2 separate regions of the Mus musculus genome follow, and region 1 is linked to region 2. The links are chromatin contacts, found by POLR2A ChIA-PET in ENCODE. All regions are on one chromosome and are shown on one strand. Each heading gives the region's core, a stretch centred on a gene start or an enhancer-like site at or near the end of the contact. The rest is flanking DNA. Distances are from core to core; before and after follow the strand shown.

Region 1 (4,501 bases), core at 1,250-3,749, 150 kb after region 2:
GAAACCTGCCACCTGCTGAATCACCAAACATCCCTGGGCTTCCCTTAAAAAAAAAAAAAAAAAAACTGACCACATCGGCACCCAACCCCAGCTGGCTTTTTCCTTGGACACTTAACACTCTGACCAATGAAACGCCTGGACATCCTCTCCCCTGCCTCCTCAGACCCAAACTGCCTCCCAAATCGAAGGCAACTTCCACCAGGATCAGACCTCATCAATCTCACTCCTTTCTGCTCCCTTGGCCCCCACCCCTGCTGATGTTCAGCCCCTAGTGCCAGAAGGCAAGGCGTAAGGAGTTGACAGACAGCACACCAAGACAGGCATTCACGACTTCCATAACCAGGTAGCCAACTAGAAACACCCCCAATCTGAAGAAGGTAAATTTCAGGAAAGCGATGACAGAAGGCAGGCCTCAGAACACTGAAAATAAACTTCCCGTCAGAAACCAGCCTTCTGTCTTTTTTATGTGTGTAGCGCTGAACTCGGTCCTGTCTGAAGGTGAAATGAAACATCCGAGAAGCACCTGCCCGGATTCTCTCAGCTCCCCAGGTCAATAGCATCCTCCACCCCGACTGTTAGCCCGGCAGTCAAAAAGGATCAAGCATTATCCAGAATCCGTTAGATGGACCAGGACACCGGGGCCACCAAAGGAAGACAGTTGGAGTGTGGGTTTAAAATCCGGGCAGAGGCAGCGCTGCTACCACTGATGTGCCCTTGACAAGTCGCCTATGATCACTCAGACCCCTCATTCTCTGGACGAACCGCGTCCAGAGCTACGCAGATGCCCCTGCAGGCCTTACCCTTTAACACCCCCACGCGGTGAGGACACGCGGGGTCTCAGAATAGTCGCGAGCCAGGGGCTGTTACACCGCCTGGGAAGGAAGGGGCTCGCTCCTCCGGGAAGGGGGGTCCCACCTGTTATGCCGTTGGGGGTCATCGAGGGGCCGTGCTGAAGGGAATCCCAAAGCCGCGGACTCTTGGCCCCGCTGCGATCAGGCCAGGAGGTACCAACTGTCACTCTGCCGCCCAGGGTTGTGGGGGTGGGGCTGTGATTTTGGGGGTCCACCCCTAAGCACTACGGGACCTCTGGCTGGCTTCCACCTGGAAAGGTCCTCAGTCCCGGGCTCTCAGGCCCCGCTACCGTCCGCTCGCCTCAATGTGACACCAGGCAGCCTTCCAGCCCGCACGCAGCACCTCGGAAAGGTGCCCACGGACGCCTCCTCCTTCCTCCCCGCCCAAGTTGGCGGGGGAGCCCCGCCGGCGGCCCGCCCCCTCGGAGCCGGGATCGCGGCCGCCAGAGCGCTCCCCCGCGCCCACCCCCACGAGCGGCCGCGGGGGACCGCACGCCAGGTACGCGCGACACCGCGCGGTATGCGCTCACGCCCCCTCGCCCCGGCTGCCCGCCCGCCGTCAACCGAGGTCAGGCCTGGCCCGAGAGACTCGGGTCAGATCCAGCCGCTCGCGACCCGGAGGCCGGCCCTCCACCCCCGCCCCGCGACTCACTTGCACGCGAGTCGTGGCAGCCGCCGGAATTCTTTCCACGCGCCGAGCCCCGCGCCGCGGAACGAAACCGGGGCAGGGCGGCGTGCGGACTCTGCACCCGATCCCGCTCTCCCGTCCGCGTGCCAGGCTCCCGGGACGAGCAGCCCGCCCGAACCGGCTCTCCCTGCTCCCGTCCAGCCGGCAGCCCGCCGCCGCTGCTCCGGCCGCCGCCGAGCTGGCGAGAAGGCTTCTGACTTGGAACCTCGGGCTGCCGAGCATGCCCAGTCCGCGGCGGAGCCGGGTCGGCTTCCCGCGCGACGCCAGTCCGTTCCTCCGGGTGTTCCCGGCGGCCAGGGGGCGGGGACCGCGGACGCTCGACCAGGGACCCAGCTGAGTCCCGCAGGACAGCTGGCCGTGGGGTGTGCTGGGGGTGGGGACGGGGGGGGGGGGGAGTCCTTTTTGTTTCTAGAAACGGGAACTGGAGATGCGGTTCCCTTTCGCCCCCACCACCCCCCAACCACGAGAAGAGAAAGATGGTGGGTTTCATCCTCCGGGATCAGAAGCCCTATTAGGAGCCAGCCCGAGAGTTGTGCGGCAAAAGGCGGCTAGAAGGTTGGGGACACAAACTCAGCCTTGGTGAAACTACCTACGGGGACAGCTGTTGGCGAACTACACTGGCATTTTCTTTCCCACCAAGCCCAAGAGCTGCGACACTTGTGACTCCCTTATGATTGATCATTTAAAATGGATGAACCTCAAACTCTTCGGGACATTTTTCCGAAGCTCTAATCCTTAAAACCACCATCTCCCCCCCCCCCCCCCCCCCAAATCAGGGGTCTGCAGGCTTCCTAAATCGCGCAGCCCCAGGCAGCGTGAAGGCCCAGGAGTTCTCGGGAAGAACCGGGCCCTCCCCCCTAGTCCGTCCGGGCCCCACCTCCCGCCGCCTCTCGGAGCTGCGGCGAAAACCTGGAGAGCGCCGCACCAGGGCCGGAGCACTGCGCATGCCCAATGGCCCCACGGGGTGCGGGTCGCCGGCAGATCTCCAGCTCGGGCAGTGGAACCCGGTACCAGGACGGTGATCTCGCGGCAGAGACAGCAGCCTCCAGTAGCTCCGGCCTTCTGGGCCGACCGCTCGTACCACCGTGGCATGGGTCGCCCGGGACGCGCTACCCTGCAGGGTCTGGTCTGGGGGCGGGGAGGGGGGAACGGCCGTGCCTGCGAGACACGTGACTGTCCGCGGAGCTCCGGGGCAGCCATCTTCAGCTCTCCGGGGCCGTAGACGAAGAAGGGTCCGGGATCCGGGCAGACTCTAGTCCATTTGCCTCCCCACCAGGCACAGGCCCCCGCCCTCACCTGCATGCAGTCCGCCAGTCTACAGCGGGGGTACAGCGAGGGTACTGCGACGCCGGTGACACCGGGAGGACCGGCTGTCTCCAGAGCCAGAACCTAACGGCTAAGAATTGGAGAGCCGCTCTCTTGGAGCTGATGGCTTCTGCTTTTCCCCAGGGGCGGAAGTTGGGAAGAGGAGTTCCCGTTCCTAAGGCGCTGGCATCGCTCCTCCTGCTGCTTCCCTGTTCTGACCCATTCCCGGCGACGGAGGATGAAGGTGGCGAAAGATGTTTGGACAGCCGTCGCTCTCCTCCATGCTTTTCTCCTGCTGCTGGTTAGCTTGGATGGTGATGGTGTCACCTGGGGTCCTGGAATCTCTGGGCCCGCATCCTCATTACCCGAGAATTCGTTAGAACGACACATTCACGACCACACCTAAACCTACAGAATCAGAAACGCCACTAGTGGGGTCGGTCCTGAAACCTGGTTAACAAGCTCCCAAGGTGAATCTGATGGCCGCTTTCCCTAAGCAGTAGAGACCCTTTTTCGTGTATGGTGCTGAAAATTTAGCGTCCTCTGTCCCCAAATACAGTGAAAAATCGGATTTAAAATGTGTCTGCTCCTGTGTGAGCTCTTAAAGGTCTTGTCCTCTCCTGCACCTCCGGCCTCTTCACCTTAGGACACTATGCTATCGCACTTCTCAGGGAGATAAGAAAGGGTGGCCTGACGCATACTGCTTTTAAATGACAACCCACTAACCTGCTCTATTTGAGTGTCAACCAAGAGCAAGGGAGTGGCTGAGATTATAGTAGCCCCGCTGGTTATTTTCATCAGTTTGCACCTAAGAGGGAAAAAAAGGAGGCTTGCTGTCTTGAAGTAAGTACTGGACAGCCGCTGGCTCTTTGCAGTGTTACTTTGCATTTGCTGTAACCAAGGTCAAAGCAAGCGAGCTGCTGCCTGGCAGGTCATGGAATCCAGACTTTAAAATTCTCCCTCCCCACCCCACACACACTTGTTACAAGTGTGTCCCAGGCATTAGAGTTAGTTTAGTTTTTCTTCCCCTCCCCCCTCCCTGTATCTTTGAAATGTTTTTTAGGAAAAAGAAAACATTTTTCTATGAAAGTTTTAGGAGTATTCCTAATACATGAAAAGGGCAGAGTATACAAGTATTTTATACTCCAAATTTCACTCCAATTTCAGAAAGTGGTTCTTAGAAAAGGCACACATAAAATATACATAACAGAGCTTTAAGTAAATATAGGGATGGTAATCTAGAGAGAAATCCTCGCCTTGAAAGTAACTTGAATGGCGTGGTCATAAGAGATGCTTCAGAGTTGGCATACTTTTAAGTCAGTCACTGTACAAAAAATAATAATAATCAAGATGAAATGTTCCTTTTCTAGTCCACTAAACCATGAAGAACCTTAACAGGAGGCTGGAGAGGTAGCTCAGCAGTTACGAGTACTTGCTGGTCTTGAAGAGAACCCTAGTTCAATTCCCAGCACCCCACTTTGCCATTGACAACCATCTGAAACTCTACTTCTTTGGAATCTGATGCCTTCTCTGGCTGCAGAGAACACCAGGCATGCAAGAGTTACACTATATATGCAGGCAGGCATAGCATCATATATGAAGTAATAAATGACTTTAAGAAACAAGAGAATTCTAACACTACTTCTTACCAAATCAT
Region 2 (4,127 bases), core at 1,127-3,626:
TGACCATCATTAATAACCACTGTTAACTACTTTAAAGAGACATGAAGATTAGTGGATGGCCAGCTCTCACTTGATACACACCAGCGTGGCCTCGGGTGAATGAGGATCATATCTGCCCAACACCAGGCCGATGCATCCATGCTGTTATCTACAGAGAAGACTGTTGCCACAAGCTCATTACAGAAGGACATTTAAGCCTATGGCAGAAATGCATGCATTGTACTGGGTAAAATAAATATGGACGATCACATATATATAAAACAATGATTTTAATTTTGTATCTTATTTTTAAAAGCATACATATTCACAGGAATAAGAACAGAAGCCTCCATACCAAACTATTGCCAGTGGCAACTTCTAAGTACTGCTTTTTAATTTTCTTTTTATTTTGTTTCCTGGTAGTATGAGAAAAGGACTTTTTATGTAGCCCTGGCTGTCCTGGAACTGGCTAAGCCAGCCTCAAAATCAGAGACCCACCTGCCCCTGCCTCCTGAGTGCAGGGAATAAAAAGTGTGTGCCATTTTCTTTAGGACACGCATGGCAGATTTTTATGTAGAATCAGATAAAGAGGGAAGCACTGAAACTGGTGGGGCACGCCTCTCATCATGGCACTGGGCAAGCATAGCCTGTTTCAAAACAGTTATGTATTAGTTAACAGGAAACAGGAGTAGGGAGAGGAGGGAGAGGGTGGTAAGGAGTGGAAGAGCAGCATTTCACTGTGACCAAGGACAGGTATACAAGCTAGAATTCTGAAATTTGTATAAGAATGGTAGAACCATCCTCCTCTGTGGGATGCTGAGGTCAAATTCCAGTCCCAACCTGCTATGTGACACAAGTACAAAAACAAGCTGACCCAATTGCAGCCACCATCCAGAGAAGCCTACACTGAGGACACAGCTCACAAGCAGACATACCTTCTAACCTAAATCTGAAATGCCGCGCCGCCGCCCCCCCCCGCCCCCCCCCCCCGCCCCCAAAAAGGAAGCAGCAGGGCCAATAGAAGCCACCACTTCTCCAAGGAGAATGCTGTCACCAGAGCTTCAGAATGCCCTTGTGTGGGTGTGAAATGTAAGGACATTCTCTGTAAGGCTGCCTCCTTAATGTCACTGCTGTGTGTAGCCAGTGAGGCAGAGTTGACCAGTCTGTGAAGTCAGAGAGCTAACATCAAGTATGGACTCCTTCATCCTCTAACCACATGATCTCAGGCAAGGTTCACCACGGCTTCAAGCCTCAGGTTGGTTCCTTTCAATGGCCTGCCATACCTAAGTCCAGGATTTTAGTAAAGATTTTAAATATTTATCAGTGGGACCGAAGATGTGGCTTCGTGACCAGGTACTCGACTGGCATAAAAGAGGGGCCTGGGTTCAATTCCCAATACCGGAGGTAGAAGGGGAAAAAATGGTTAAAGTATTTGTCAGGATGGATAGCCACTACTAACTCCTTAACATGCCTGAAGCCTAAGCACAAAGACTTTTAAAATCACGAGTCCCCTCATTTTAAACAAAGACAACAAAGTACGGATGTCATGCTCCTAAGATTCAAGTCTGAGTGCCTCAGGACAACTCCTCCGGCGAGATCCGACAGCCACTGAGTCCACACATGGCGTCCGGGTGGATGGCTTGGGGTTTGTTCCCATTTGGTCACCTCTACAGTACTGGGGTGTCACCCTGGGGCCTTGCGAAAGCTGCAGTCCCATGTGACCTCTATTAAAAAGGCTTCATCTGCTGAGATACTTTTGTGAACTACATAAGACCTCCAGAAAATACCGCGTCCTTTCCTCTCTAGCATCTGCTTCCCTAGCTTTACGCTGGACAAGGTCAGAATGACAGCAGCCACCACAGCAGAGCCTGCATCAGAAACAGAGTATATTTCAAATAAGTTCTCATGACAATAATCTCAGCAGAGCGATGAAAATAGTAAAAGGTGAAAGTATTAATATTTAATCCTAATATGATACAAAGTAAGACCGTTTGAAATAGGAGTAGCACATATTTTAAAAGTATAGTTCCACAAGAATTAAACAGATGTCTTAAAATCCAATCTCAAAAGAAGGAGGCAGCACACCGTACCATTTCCAGACAATGGAGTACAGTCCAGGTAACACACCTACCACCAGGTCCGAGGCAGCCTCAGGGACGAGCATGTTAAGTACAAAAGCCAATGGAAGCCTATTTGGAGGGCACCCACTGGCCAAGGTTCAACACCATCTGCTCTGTCCCAAGAGAAGTTGCCTGTGAGGTGTCCAGTCAGAAGTTCCCTGTCAAGAGCACCTGGCCAGAGTCAAGCTTATCACTGCTGCTTTCCTTTTTGTCCCCTCAGGCAACCGGAAGGACCATCAAAGAGGCTGAGTCAGAGCTAAGGAGTGACATTCCAGGAAAAACAACTGTCTGGCCTGTGGAAAGGACTGGCTCCACGCCCACTGAGCACCTGTCTCTGACTCAGGGTCATCCAGATAGGCATGGCAGGCTCAGGCCATGCTCTCCCTCGTTACCTCTGACAGCTACGGTTTCACATCCAGCAACTGGCTCTTTTACATGTGTGCTGGTTTCTCAGCCAGGGTCATGTCAGGTACTAAGTTTCCAAGCCAGACAATATGGTACACTCCTATGAACTCAAAGGTGATCTCAGACCAAAGGGACAGACAGTTTAAGGCTAACTTTGAAACTGCATCATAAAATCCCAAAGCTAACCCTAACCTTACACGTGCAGGAGGCTGGCTCAGTAACAGTAGCAGCATTATGAGGGTAAACAACTTGAAAAAGAGCTGCAGTAGCCCCTCCCCCACACCTCACATCTTGTGTCTCAGCTTTTTGATTTTGTACTTCCTTCATTTTTATTAGCATAAAGCACATATAATTCATTTTCCTTCATTAAAAACTAAATCCTTAACCCTTGTGGTAAGTTTAAATGAGAATGGCTCCCACAAACTCAATGTCAGGTCCCTAGTTGGCAGAACTGCTTTAGGAAGGATTAGGAGGTGTGGCCTTGCTGGAGCTATGTCACAGGGGTGAACTTTGAGGTTTCAAAAGCCCAGGCCAGGCCCATCTCTGTCTCCAACTTGAAGAAGGAGAAGAAAAAAGTAAGCTCTCAGCTACTGTTTCAGCAGGCAGGGCTGCCTACCTACACATGTTTCCACAAACTGTAAGCAAGCCCCCAATCAAATGCTTTCTTTTATAAGTTGCCTTAGTCCCGGTCTGCACAGCCAGAGCTACAGAAAAGTAACTAAACACTCAGCTTCTCTCTTCCTCTTTCCCTCCCATTTTATAATCCATAAGGCTCTAAATCTTTTTGAGGTTCATCTAAAGCCGATGGTGAAACGCAAGGCCATTCTAAGCCTCAATCACAAATTATCAAGACGCCATTCCTGAACCTTGCACTGAAATAACCAGTCTACTGAACATGACAACAGGCTTAACTCCCCCTCCCCTCTGGGTGCCAGGGACGGAATCTAGAGCATCACAGATGCCAGGCATGCGTGCGCTCAACTGCCCAATCACACCCACGCGTACTGAGAAGAGACAGCTCAAAGGACAAAGATGCTCCACTTTGGATAGTTGTAACATCTTTTAAGAGATCACGTTTGGCCCATCATGGTGGAGCAAACCTTTACTCCCAGTACTTGTGGGAAAGAGACAGGCAGATTTCTATAAGTTCACGACCAGCTTGCTGAGCATAACAAGTTCCAGGGCAGCAAAGGCAATACAAAGAAAGAAAGGAAAAAGGAAAGAAAGAAAAAGAGAAAAGAAATCATGTTCCACCTGCAATAACTAAAACCAGAGGTGCAAAAAAGCAGCTGTCCCAACTAACTATACTGAGACAAAAATGTTAAACCCTAGACCCCTCTTGCCACTGTAAAAGTATTCGGTTAAAGCTTCAGGTTAATGCAGAGATCTACATTTACGTAATATAAACCATACCACCTCTTAATAAAAACAACAGACGACCTATAAATCCAAAGCCCCATGGATTTATCTCAACAAGACGGAAATAATACATTCAAATTTCCACCAAGCCTCACCTTGCTTCATATGACAAAAGTCTCAGCTTACCTTGAAAATGAAATACTATTTGGAGAGTAAAACTGCTAGTGTTTACTCTGGGTACTAGTGCACCAGTCACCTGTCAGG

The links. ChIA-PET counts read pairs that join two places held with the same protein, here RNA polymerase II (POLR2A).
Region 1: POLR2A ChIA-PET joins it to region 2 with 33 read pairs in embryonic stem cell. The contact joins the promoter of 2700046G09Rik here to the enhancer-like site in region 2. POLR2A ChIA-PET finds 5 or more read pairs at or near these places in 3 of 5 experiments (Patski and embryonic stem cell).

What each region holds. Positions count from the first base shown.
Region 1 is chr19:32,386,717-32,391,217 of GRCm38, forward strand. 2700046G09Rik (RIKEN cDNA 2700046G09 gene) reads left to right here and starts at 2,500. Exons shown (of 2, transcript NR_033198.1): 1 at 2,500-2,660; 2 at 2,989-4,468. It overlaps Sgms1 (sphingomyelin synthase 1), which reads right to left and starts at 1,796. Exons shown (of 10, transcript NM_144792.5): 1 at 1,504-1,796.
Region 2 is chr19:32,239,994-32,244,120 of GRCm38, forward strand. The region is part of intron 4 of Sgms1 (sphingomyelin synthase 1); the gene reads right to left. Among named protein-coding and RNA genes, the nearest start is that of Asah2, 140 kb to the left of the region's middle. Within about 2 kb of position 2,377, at least 1 of the 3 ENCODE cell types and tissues checked has a DNase peak (open chromatin) inside an H3K27ac peak, as active enhancers do.